Regions from separate parts of the Homo sapiens genome. Here region 2 is linked to region 1. Evidence: read pairs that join two places in POLR2A ChIA-PET (ENCODE). Cell type or tissue: MCF 10A. All regions are shown on one strand. Links, peaks and the distances in the headings refer to the core of each region. The heading gives the core; the rest is flanking DNA. Region 1 overlaps RPS6KA5 (ribosomal protein S6 kinase A5). Region 2 overlaps RPS6KA5 (ribosomal protein S6 kinase A5).

The links. Peaks named below come from ENCODE experiments on the same cell type or tissue, not always from the same donor. Only the 100,000 strongest peaks of a DNase experiment are listed, where the experiment ranks them.
Region 2: POLR2A ChIA-PET joins it to region 1 with 6 read pairs; 2 of 35 experiments call an interaction of 5 or more read pairs at or near these places.

Annotation. Positions count from the first base shown.
Region 1 is chr14:90,921,908-90,927,292 of GRCh38, forward strand. RPS6KA5 (ribosomal protein S6 kinase A5) reads right to left here. Exons shown (of 17, transcript NM_004755.4): 6 at 1,206-1,289. Among named protein-coding and RNA genes, the nearest start is that of LINC02321, 96 kb to the left of the region's middle. In MCF 10A, for the core only: no CTCF peak of the experiment used is centred there; a DNase peak (open chromatin) is centred at 2,854.
Region 2 is chr14:91,035,806-91,041,190 of GRCh38, forward strand. The region is part of intron 1 of RPS6KA5 (ribosomal protein S6 kinase A5); the gene reads right to left. Among named protein-coding and RNA genes, the nearest start is that of RPS6KA5, 22 kb to the right of the region's middle. In MCF 10A, for the core only: no CTCF peak of the experiment used is centred there; a DNase peak (open chromatin) is centred at 2,806.

The sequences.
Region 1 (5,385 bases), core at 214-5,213:
TGAACAAATTTTGTACCCTTTAATACAGAAAAAAAACCATGACCTAGATTTTATAACATAATTACTTAGAAAGTTTCTTCTAGAATCTTCATTTTGCACATACAAAGGCAAGAGAGGAGGCCAAAAAAATTGAGCTTTTTAGAGGGCTTAGGAAAACAAACTTAAACTATCTAGAACTCAGGATTTTTTCTTTCACCAAGGGTTGTTAAAATATTTATTTCTGTTGGGAAGATAATCAACAGTCTCCAGTGTCTCTGGAAAGTTAAAGGCAGAAACTGGGAATAAGAAAATATCAGTGATTCCCTTTTCATTGACCTCTTAGTGACAGCTTAAAAAGCCAATTATTAACTAAAGGTGATACACATGACTATATGTTTCCGAATGTTTTTCTAGTAGAAATTAAAAATGCCAATAAATACTGTCCAAAACCATTCATCACGACTCAGACAGGAACAATGTGCAGTTTTACATGCCGTGACCCTTCTGTATTGCATTGTGGTTCACTTGTATCCTAAAAGGCCAGGGTCTCATGCAAAAATAAGTAAGTAATTTTCTTTTGAGTCGTTGTCTCACTCTTGCTGCCCAGGCTGGAGTGCAATGGCACAATTTCTGCTCACTGCAACCTCTGCCTCCCGGGTTCAAACATTCTCCTTCCTCAGCCTTCCGAGTAGCTGAAATTACAGGCGCTCGCCACCACGCCCAGCTAATTTTTTATATTTTTAGTAGAGATGAGGTTTTGCCATGTTGGCCAGGTTGGTCTCGAACTCCTGACCTCAGGTGATCCATCCACCTTGGCCTTCCAAAGTGCTGGGATTACAGGCCCTTAATTTTTTAAAAGAATGGAGTCATAGTTTGTACTCTAAGAAATAGGCTCTCTCAACAGAAATAAAATAAAAATTATTTGACTAGTTTGGAGGTCTCAACTTTAACAAGAGTGTTACTCTATAAAATAAAACACAATTCTCACCAATAAAATCTTTAAAAAGGGAAATCTAGAATGTCCTAACCTTTGTATTATCTTTTTCCTCCAAAATACTAGATATCATAATGTGTTCAGGAATACAAAGCAAAAGAGAAAAAAAGGAAGGTAAGACAATCAACACCAGAAAGACGGCTCTGTTGAAGAGATGACCTAAGTTGTTAACTAGGATTCTTATAGTACATTTTATAGAAATACATAAAGAAGCATCAAAAATAGAACATACCTTGTCATGTCCTGAATCTCCCCCTCTGACAATATCTGGTGCCATGTATTCAATAGTTCCACAAAAGGAATATGCTCTTTCAGTCTTGAACAAACAAACAAAAAAGGGATTTGATTTCAAGCTAGTATGACAAGTGACAAAAGAAGAAAGTAATACATGTTAGTGGTTGAGATACACTATAGTGGCAAAGTAGTGGTAGAATCTACTTGACAGACCCACTCTTCACTGGAACAGACCACTGTCTACATAATATGAGTCCTGGGTATATGTCATCCCATCCCATCAGAAAGACTTCTCATGCATGAAATGGTACCATCATCCATCCATCCATCCATCCATCCATCCATCCATCCATCCTTTCCATGAATCCATTCATTTATTCTTGTTCACTTTTTGCATGCATGTATATTTCAGTTGCTGATTTAACCCTTTTTTTGAAGAATGCAAATAGTCCTAGTAAGGCAACATGAACTGTCTAACACATTAGTATGAATGACTTTATTAGGCAAGATTGAGAAAACACTGGGTAACTTGAAGGGGTAGGAAAGACCAAATTCTAAGAGGGGGAATAATAAACCCAAAGATAAAAAAGAATAAAAATTTTTTTTTCTACCTTACCATCTTGTGTAGGTTTGACAACGCTAATGTTATGTTTAACGATGGTAAACAAAACTGTCTTTAAAAAAAGATTATTTCTTAAAGATAGATGTTTCCTTTTTATAGAATTTTAAAAATTCAAAAGGGCTAATATATCATGCCTGAAAGTTAACCTAAAAATTATTTTTTAGATAATCAATTATGCAATTACGTAGCTCATTTATTATCTCAACTTAGAGGAAGCTCACAACCACCCCAAGTTAAGTGCTTAAAAGATTTTTCTTCTACCTTTTCCAAGTAATTTTTGGCCTCTCTTATAGTTCATTTTAGCTTATCTGGTGCTTTGGGGGAGGAGTTGATAGGGTATACATTAATAAATATTTATTTATTTGATAGAAATTCCAGAATATAGAAAAACTAAAGCTTAAATGTTGAGAAGTCCCAATCACTGAGAATAGTAGTAAATAAAGACAAACATCTCTTAATTCTCTCAATTATTTTAAACCCTTGCCATCTTACCCAGTTCTAAACCTATATTTGCTTCCTCCTGTGTTATTCCCTCTGGGTTCTAACTTTTAGGTCTCTGCCTAAACTTCCTAAGAGTTTCTCTTCTATTTGTAAAAATATCACCAATTGTAACTTTTGAATTTGTATTTATTTGCCTATGAAGATGCATAATGCCTTAAAATAATTCTACCAAGAAGACAAACTGATGAGATTTGACAGGGGAAGGATGCACCATAAAACATATTCCAGAGTCTCTGATAGGGGCAGGAAAGACTTCAAGGTAACAGTTCTACTATGCTTATGGTTTATTATTTGTTCAAAATACAATAATTTTCTCAAGTAACAATTTTCTCAAGGAGACAACCTATTTGACATTTATGCCCATACTATAAGCAACTTTAGTTATCACAGTTAAAAAAAATGTGAATGAAAATTTACTTGATTATGAACAAAAACAGCAGGAGTGGGATGTGTACAACATACTAGCAGATAATATGGAATACTCATGTGTTTTAAGTGATTAGCCAATCAAGGAGGCTTCATTGCTCCTTAGAGAAAAGGATCAGATAACACTGGATATAAAGCTGGTTTCCTTCTAGGGAGGAATCCCAATAGTAACTCAAATGCCAGACTTAAGTATTTCTCAATAAAGACTCTGATGAAATAATTCCTAGCTTTTATTTGCCAATGTTTTGTCCTAATCATATCTGCCTGTGACAGATAAATTCTGGTGTAAAATCATCAATGAAAACAGGTTTTTTTCTCATCCCATATTTAGAAAGACTCTTAATGCTGGCAAATCTCCACACAAATATCTAGAAATGTTTGACTGATTTTTAAAAAGGATTACATATTCCACTGGTAATCGCCAAAGACCGGGCTCACAAGAAAGAAAGGAGAATTCCTGGGTGCCAGCCAGGAAGTGAGTACAGAAAACCAGAGAGGTAGGCATATGACCTAGTGCTGTGGCTGCACAAACGGTGGAAAGGTGAGTTGTTACAGGTCTCAGCAATCCAGAAACTTGAGTTTTAATACCCTGTGAGGATAAACGATGAGGCTGTCAGCTCAAATGAGATGGGCTAGAATTACCACTCTTATATAAACCTTGAAACCAAAGAAAGCTAAACCTCAGTGAAAACAAACTACAGAAAAATAAATTCATCTGCTAGCACTCATTCGTTTCTGTCTAGGCCCTAGCTGAACAAAGTTCCTCCTATGAGCTTAAATGCCTAGGCTTATGCTTCTTAGATTTGAGATCTGAATTTACTCTTCTGCACGGTGTGGGGAAGTAGGAAAATCTGGCCAAACATGGTGACACCCTGGGACACATGATAGAACCAGAGATATTCTCACAACTTAGCCTGCCCAGAATTCCTATAAAGCGCTGATGTCTTGATATTACTAAATAAGTGAACTAGACTCCACAGACACAACAAACTGAAGGATTACTTGAAACAGTAGAAAAATAATCTGTAAATGACCAGCATGTTGTAAAAGATAAAAGACATAAAATAAGACAGCCTGGGCAAGATGGTGAAACCCTGTCTCTACAAAAAAATTAAAAAAAAAAAAAACCTAGCAGGGCATAGTGGCGCATGCCTGTAGTCCCAGCTACTTGGGAGACTGAGCCAAGAGGAATCACCTGAGAGCAGGAGATCGAGGCTGCAGTGAGCCATGATCGCACCACTGCACTCCAGCCTCGGTGATAGAGTGAGACCCTGACTCAAAAAAAAAAAAAAAAAAAAAGAAAAGAAAAGAAGAAAAAGAATCAAATAGAGCTGTGCAAATAAAGAAACGAGGCAATAAAAAAGGCAGACTAAACGTATTAGACACAGCTGAAGAAAGACAGTAAATTAGAGGATACTTTTGCAACATTCTGGATAATCTTCTCAAGACTTAGTAAAATTGCTGGGCATGGTGGCTCACACCTGTAATCCCAGCACTCTGGGAGGCTAAGGTGAGCGGATCACTTGAGGTCAGGAGTTCGAGAACAGCCTGGCCAACATAGCTCAAATCCTGTCTCTACTAAAAATGCATGGTGGCACGTGCCTGTAGTCCCAGCTATTCAGGAGGCTGAGGCAGGAGAACTGCTTGAACCTGGGAGGTGGAGGTTGCAGTGAGCAGAGATCGCACCATTCAACTCCAACCTGGGCCACAGAGTGAGACTCTGTCTCAAAAAAAAAAAACAAAAAAAAAGACTTAGTAAAATTTACTAAAGACTTAGTAAATTTGAGAAAATTATCCAGAATATTGCAAAAGTCCTAAGCAGATTAAATAAAAATATATTCCTGATTGGCCACATTCTATTTCTTCACTTGAGTGGTGGTTACAAGGGTGCTGTCTTATAATAATTCACTGAGCCATACATTTATTTTGTTTTTGAATCTGTTTTACTTTACAATAAAAAGAGAGACATATATATGTATGTGTATATATATATATATTTAAGTGTGTGTGTGTGTGTGTGTGTGTGTGTGTGTACATATCTCACAGGTCCATTCCTAGATCTATTTATACCCAGCAGCTAAGTTATCAGTTAATATGCAGGGCAAAATAAAGCATTTTAAGACAAAGACAGAATTTATTAATCATTGAACCTTGCTAAAAAGAAATCTAACGTATGTATTTCATAAATTAATAAATTGAACTTGAAAGAAAAAACTCAGATGCAAGAAGCAAGAATAAGCAGAGAAAACAAATGTGTAAGTAAATATAAACAAGCACTGAATTTATAAAATAAAAGTAATAACTGCACAGTAATGATTGATTTGTGGAAATTTAGCAGGTAGGACTAAAATACTAAATAATATAAAAATTAGATAAATAACTGAAGTTGAAGCATTCTAACGTTCTTGTAGTGGTCATGATCGTTTGAGAGATAATGGATAATTTCAGACTCTGTTAAGTCAGAGCACAAGTCTAAAATCAGGGTAATATTACAGAAATGCCTTGTGTATAAAAATAGATAAGTAAATAAAATCAGGGTAATAACTACTAAAAGAACAGAAATAGAATATACATGACTTCCAGACCATTAGGCGGACATGAAATCAAAAGATCTTAATCATTTAAATAG
Region 2 (5,385 bases), core at 122-5,121, 110 kb after region 1:
GATGCTAATCAAAGCATTTCAGCTGATGAAACCCTCACCTTCAAAAAAAAAAAAAAAAAAAAAAAAAAAAAAAAAACCCCAAAGCTGAAGAATATGGTAATACAACACTCCAAACTGAATTAGGTATCTTCAAGCAAGCACTTAGGGTATGAAAAAAAAAAAATCCTGAAGCAGAAATACAAAAACTAAGAACAGAAATGAGCAAACAAACAAAAAAGAAAGAAACGAAATGAGTTGACAGGACTCAAAAAAGAAACAGAAAAGAGTACACAGACATTTTCAAAATAGACTGTGGGGGGTGCAACTCCCCACAGTGAAGCACAGGAAAAGGAAAAGAATTTATTGACAAATGGATGGGCATGTGCATGGCCCAACTTGTATACTGGTGAACTATAACCAACCTGTATGGACAGTTAAGAAGCTCCAGACCACTGAGGACTTGGAAAGACAAGCTAACTAAGGCCTACTGATTTCATCTTCAAAGGTCGGAAGACAGTATAATGAAGGAAGAAGAGAGTATGTTTTGATTCAGTTGAACTCAGTTTAGAACTAAACTCTACCATTTACTAAAGCTGTGCTGATCAAGTATTTTTACCACTCTAAGTCCTTTATTTGTAACAGGATGGATGGATGGGTGGGTGGGTGGATGAATAGGCAGATTAGCTAGGAAGGCAGGTAGACAAACAGATCCATGCACACAAATAACAAATGTACTTGTATGAGCCTGGGTTCTTCCCCAAAGCAGCACATCAGAAAAGGACATTTACATGCAGATAATTTAGCTGGAAGGTGAAGTAAAGGACCAAGGAACATGAAACTGGAAAGGAGCATATGCCAATAAAAAGCTACCTTTATCGAGGTCACTGCTGTGGGTAACTGGAGCTCAATTTTGCCAGGATTCCCTAAGGAACCATTAGAGTGCTCTCAGAATTGTCAATTGTCTGTGCAAGGACAAGGAAAAGAATTTCTCTACTGGCTCCTGCCCCCTCTAGTTCAGGGTTGCCCAAGGGGAGCATTAACTTCCTAGCACTTCCAGGCTGCACATGCCTGTATGCTCTCTCACCTGTACCTTCTGCTGGGTGGACAGTGGAGACGCCTTGGAGCAGAAAGGAAAAGATGCACAGTGAGCATGCTCAAGACAAGACACTGTTGGGATAACATGAGTCAAAGCTTGCATGAGGGAGTTTGAAGATGACGTCAAATGGTGCTTAAGAGAGAGCTAACAGAATACAGCTTGAATCCCCTCCTGCCTTTGGTCACTGAGTCTTCAAGGAGAAACTACTACCTAATGGGGACAGGAAAGAACTTATCTTGAACTCAAGGGATATAGTGGAATGTTTTTTATTGCTTCCATGCCTGCTGAATAATTCTAAACAGGCACTGGAAGCAACCACAGCCCAACAACAGCAAGGCAAGAGAAGATCCCCCAGAGATGAAGGTCTGAATCATACAAGTCAACTAACATCCTAGTTGGCTGTCATCTTTCTTGCCCCATGACCTATCCTAGTCACTGCCCCAAATCTCTGTGGATAAAGACACCCTGAATGCCACTGTGGCCCATTATGGTAATTACATCCACCCTAGCCCTAATGGTATCACCATCTGGCCTATGCCATTCCAAAATCCTATCATTGCTATGGATACTAGGGAACATAGCTCCATGGAAGCATCTCCTATCAACTCCAGCCTGTGTCCCCTCACCAGTGCATTCTTAATTACCTTGGTGAATGAAGTGTTTTCTTTGGACCTTCCTAAGAAGTATGGTCAGATAGTGTGTTCTCCAGTCTCATATAGTAAATCCATTCTAAAACTCTCTCTTCTCTGTGAGTTCTGATCTCAATATACTCTGCCAAAGAAGTTCTTGCATATTTATCTAATGTACTATAGGTCATACTCATGTCCAAGCTTCAAGAAACCATCCCACCAGTGTATCCTAGGACCAAGTTATTAGGATGTCAAATCCTGAGTTACGAATAGCGTTCCCATGTTAATAAATTCTCCCTTATTCATCCTTATTATTCCGCCAGCCCACTCCAGGCAAGACCTGCAAGATCCACCTCCCTAAATGTTCCTTCTGTTCCTACTGGTACATATTAGCCAGGTCCTGGGATTACGTGCTTGAGTATTTACTCCCAGAATAAGAAAAACATCCCTGATTAGGCTATGCTGAGATTGTGTCTAGCTATTGTTCTGGAGGAAATAGGGGTGAGAGATGGGACAGAGCTTAAGGAGAACAAGTATCACCTTGTAAGAAATCCATCTCTATGTGATCTCTGCCTGGTTTCCAAACAAGGAAAAGTTATTCTCTCTAACAAGGTGTTGATCCTGCCTATCCAGAGGACTCAGGAAAATTAAGGAGTTCAAGATTCTCAGGTCATCCACTTAGAAGTCTCCTTCTGAGATTTCATCAGGGTCCTACTCTTCCCATGTTAGGGTCAGACTTTGGCCCTGAACACCTGTCAAGGGTGTATGAGAGGTAGGACCACTATGAATTATACAATAAGAGACTTATATAGGAGTTTGGCCTCACACAGGTGTGGGAGTTGGTTAAAGAGTCTGTATAAGACTGCTTCCACATCTGGAGTTGTAAAGGAAAGAGTAATACAAAATAGAAAAAAGTAAGAATAGACTGGAATCCCAAAGACAATCTGGAACCCATGAGGACAAACAAGAGTCCATGTCTGTCTCTCACCACCTTCAGGCTTCCAAACTCAATGATTCAGATAACCTGCAGAAAAGCTGTACACACTGGCCCAGAATTGCCAGAAGCTGATGGCAGTGATGCAACAAGAGCTGAAGGAGCCGCAGACCTGGCTACTGCTCCAAACCAACAATATGACACAGCAGCTTAGCAATCATGTGTGGGAGTTACAACAGTGCCTAGTACCAGCACCAATCTTTAGCCATAAAATATATCCAGCTGCTGCTGCTTCACTTCTGTCTTCCAAATCTCACTCAAAATGTCTCATGGCCAGTGCTAATCTAGAGCCTAGAAGGGAGTTCTGGGAAACATAATTCCAGTTTAGCCCAGTTGACACAGTACAAACCCACCACAGAAGGTATACAGCTCTTTCACCCTTATGATTAAATCTTCAGCCTGATTTTTGGCATAATCTGTCCTATAGTCACAAGCAATGGGGATCTTTCCAAATGCTGCCATAGGCCCTCTTTTCACAGTGTACCCTGCATTGATAACTGGCTGATCTCTTGTCCTCAAGATTTCAAAAGCTAAAAGAGGTCCATTAACTCCAAATCCTTATTGATTTCCACCATCCCCATACCATTCAAGTCCTAGAGCTATCAATTAACCCAACTCTTCACCTTCCATTCAATTCTAGTCCCAATCCCCTGAAGGTAAGAGTCTTATTAACTGTGCTGTGATGCATGCAGGGGGCTATTAGTACCCACTACCACCAGCAATGGGGTCCTTGTTGCAGTCTCACCAGTAAGTCATCCACTCTGAGATCCCAGTGGATATTGTCAATTTCTAGAACCATGGTAGATAATAAATGTCTTAGCCTGGATTCATGAAAGCGATTTGGAAGGTAATCCCAATCAGAAGTGAGGAGGAATTGAGAGTGAAATCGAGAATAAAGAAAAACCAATACAAAAATGCATTACCAACTCAATCTGATCTGGATCTTTTGAGGAACATATGGAATGCCCCTCAGAATTTTCTACTCTCAGATCAATACAAATAAGCATTTATTTTCAGCTCTCATACTCCATTAGTTGAAGGTTGCCCCAGTGGGACATCAAGGTCCTTATGTTTCTGAGATGCACATTTATGCTTCCTGAGCCAGTTCCCACCAGAGAACTAAGCCTTGGAGGAGTCAAAAGCCTGGGACGGAAAGTAAACAATGTGCAGCAATATGTGCTTAAAACCAGGTGCCATCACCTTGAAGTGAGCTGAAGCCCAAACAGAACTGTTTGTCACAGCCCACAGCCACAGCTTGACTCCAGAGTAAGGCAGATAGAAGGATGAGGTTGCGCACCACAGGTGTCAAATACAGTACCCATCACATAGGTGTGCTGTGAAAATTAAGTAAGATAGGCAAAATCTTGGAAGAGGCCTGACACATAAAGCTAAATAAATGATAGCTATTATCATTAGATTAGACACTGAACTTAGACTATGGTAATGGCAATGATGAGCAAGAAACAAATAAAGGAGGTATTAATATTTCAGAGTTATAACTGACACAACTAGGAGAGTAAGTTGGTGGGTGGGGAGAATGTGAGAGAGAGGAAGAAGTCTGGATGTTTCTAACTAGAGTCCTGGCAGAATAGTGAATGGCATGCCACTAAATAAAACATGGGGCCAGGTGAGGTGGCTCACGCCTGTAATCCCAACACTTTGGGAGGCTGAGGCGGGCAGATCACTTGAGGTCGAGAGTTTGAGACCAGCCTAGAACCAATATGGAGAAACCCCATCTTTACTAAAAATACAAAAATTAGTGGGTGTGGTGGCGCATGCCTGTAATCCCAGCTACTTGGGAGGCTGAGGCCGGAGAATCGCTTGAACCCGAGAGGTGGAGGTTCCAGTGAGCCGAGATCATGCCACTGCACTCCAGCCTGGGCAACAAGAGCGAAAGTCCGCCTCTTAAATTAAATTAAATTGAATTAAATTAAAAAATAAAACATGGAAAGCTGGAAGAAAAAGTATTATTAACCTCAGAGTCTAAGGTGCCTGTGGACTATCCAAATGTTTTGTGTTTAGTGGGCTGCTAGAAGTGATAAGAAACTCAAGAAAGGGTCTTGAAAACCTGAAAGAGATGTAGGCTGAAAATAGGGCCTGGATACTAGTTCAAGCAATGATAACATTTGCTTTCCCAGGAAGAATGCATACAGTTACAAGAAAACAGGGCTGACAATGGAGTACCAATATTTAAGGCACAAGCAGAGATAGCAGCTAATGTAAGGAGATGAGGCAGTCACCGATTGAGAAGAACCAGGTAGAAGAGCACAGTTTGTCACTGGGCAAGGGGAGGAAAGTACCAATATCCAAGCACTGAGTGCTCTACAGAAATTAGGTTAGATTCAAACTGAGACATTTCCACCAGATTAGGAACAGGGAGACATTAGTAACTTTAGTGAAAGCAGTTTCAGTGGAGTGCTTGAGATGGAAGCTTGATCTTCCAGCAGATCCAGTGAATGGGGCATAAAGAAGTAGAAACAGCTGGTATCAACTGCTCTTGCAAAAACTAGTGGAAGGAGGGATAATAGAAATAACTAGAGGGCGACAGAGAATTTTTTTTTTCTTTTTTCTTTTTACAAAAAGACTCAAATGTGTTTGTGGGAAGGAGAACCTGAGGATCAGGAAAAGGGGAGAACAACATGGAGTAAAGTCTCTGAGGAAGCAGAAGATTTCAAAAACAGGTGCAA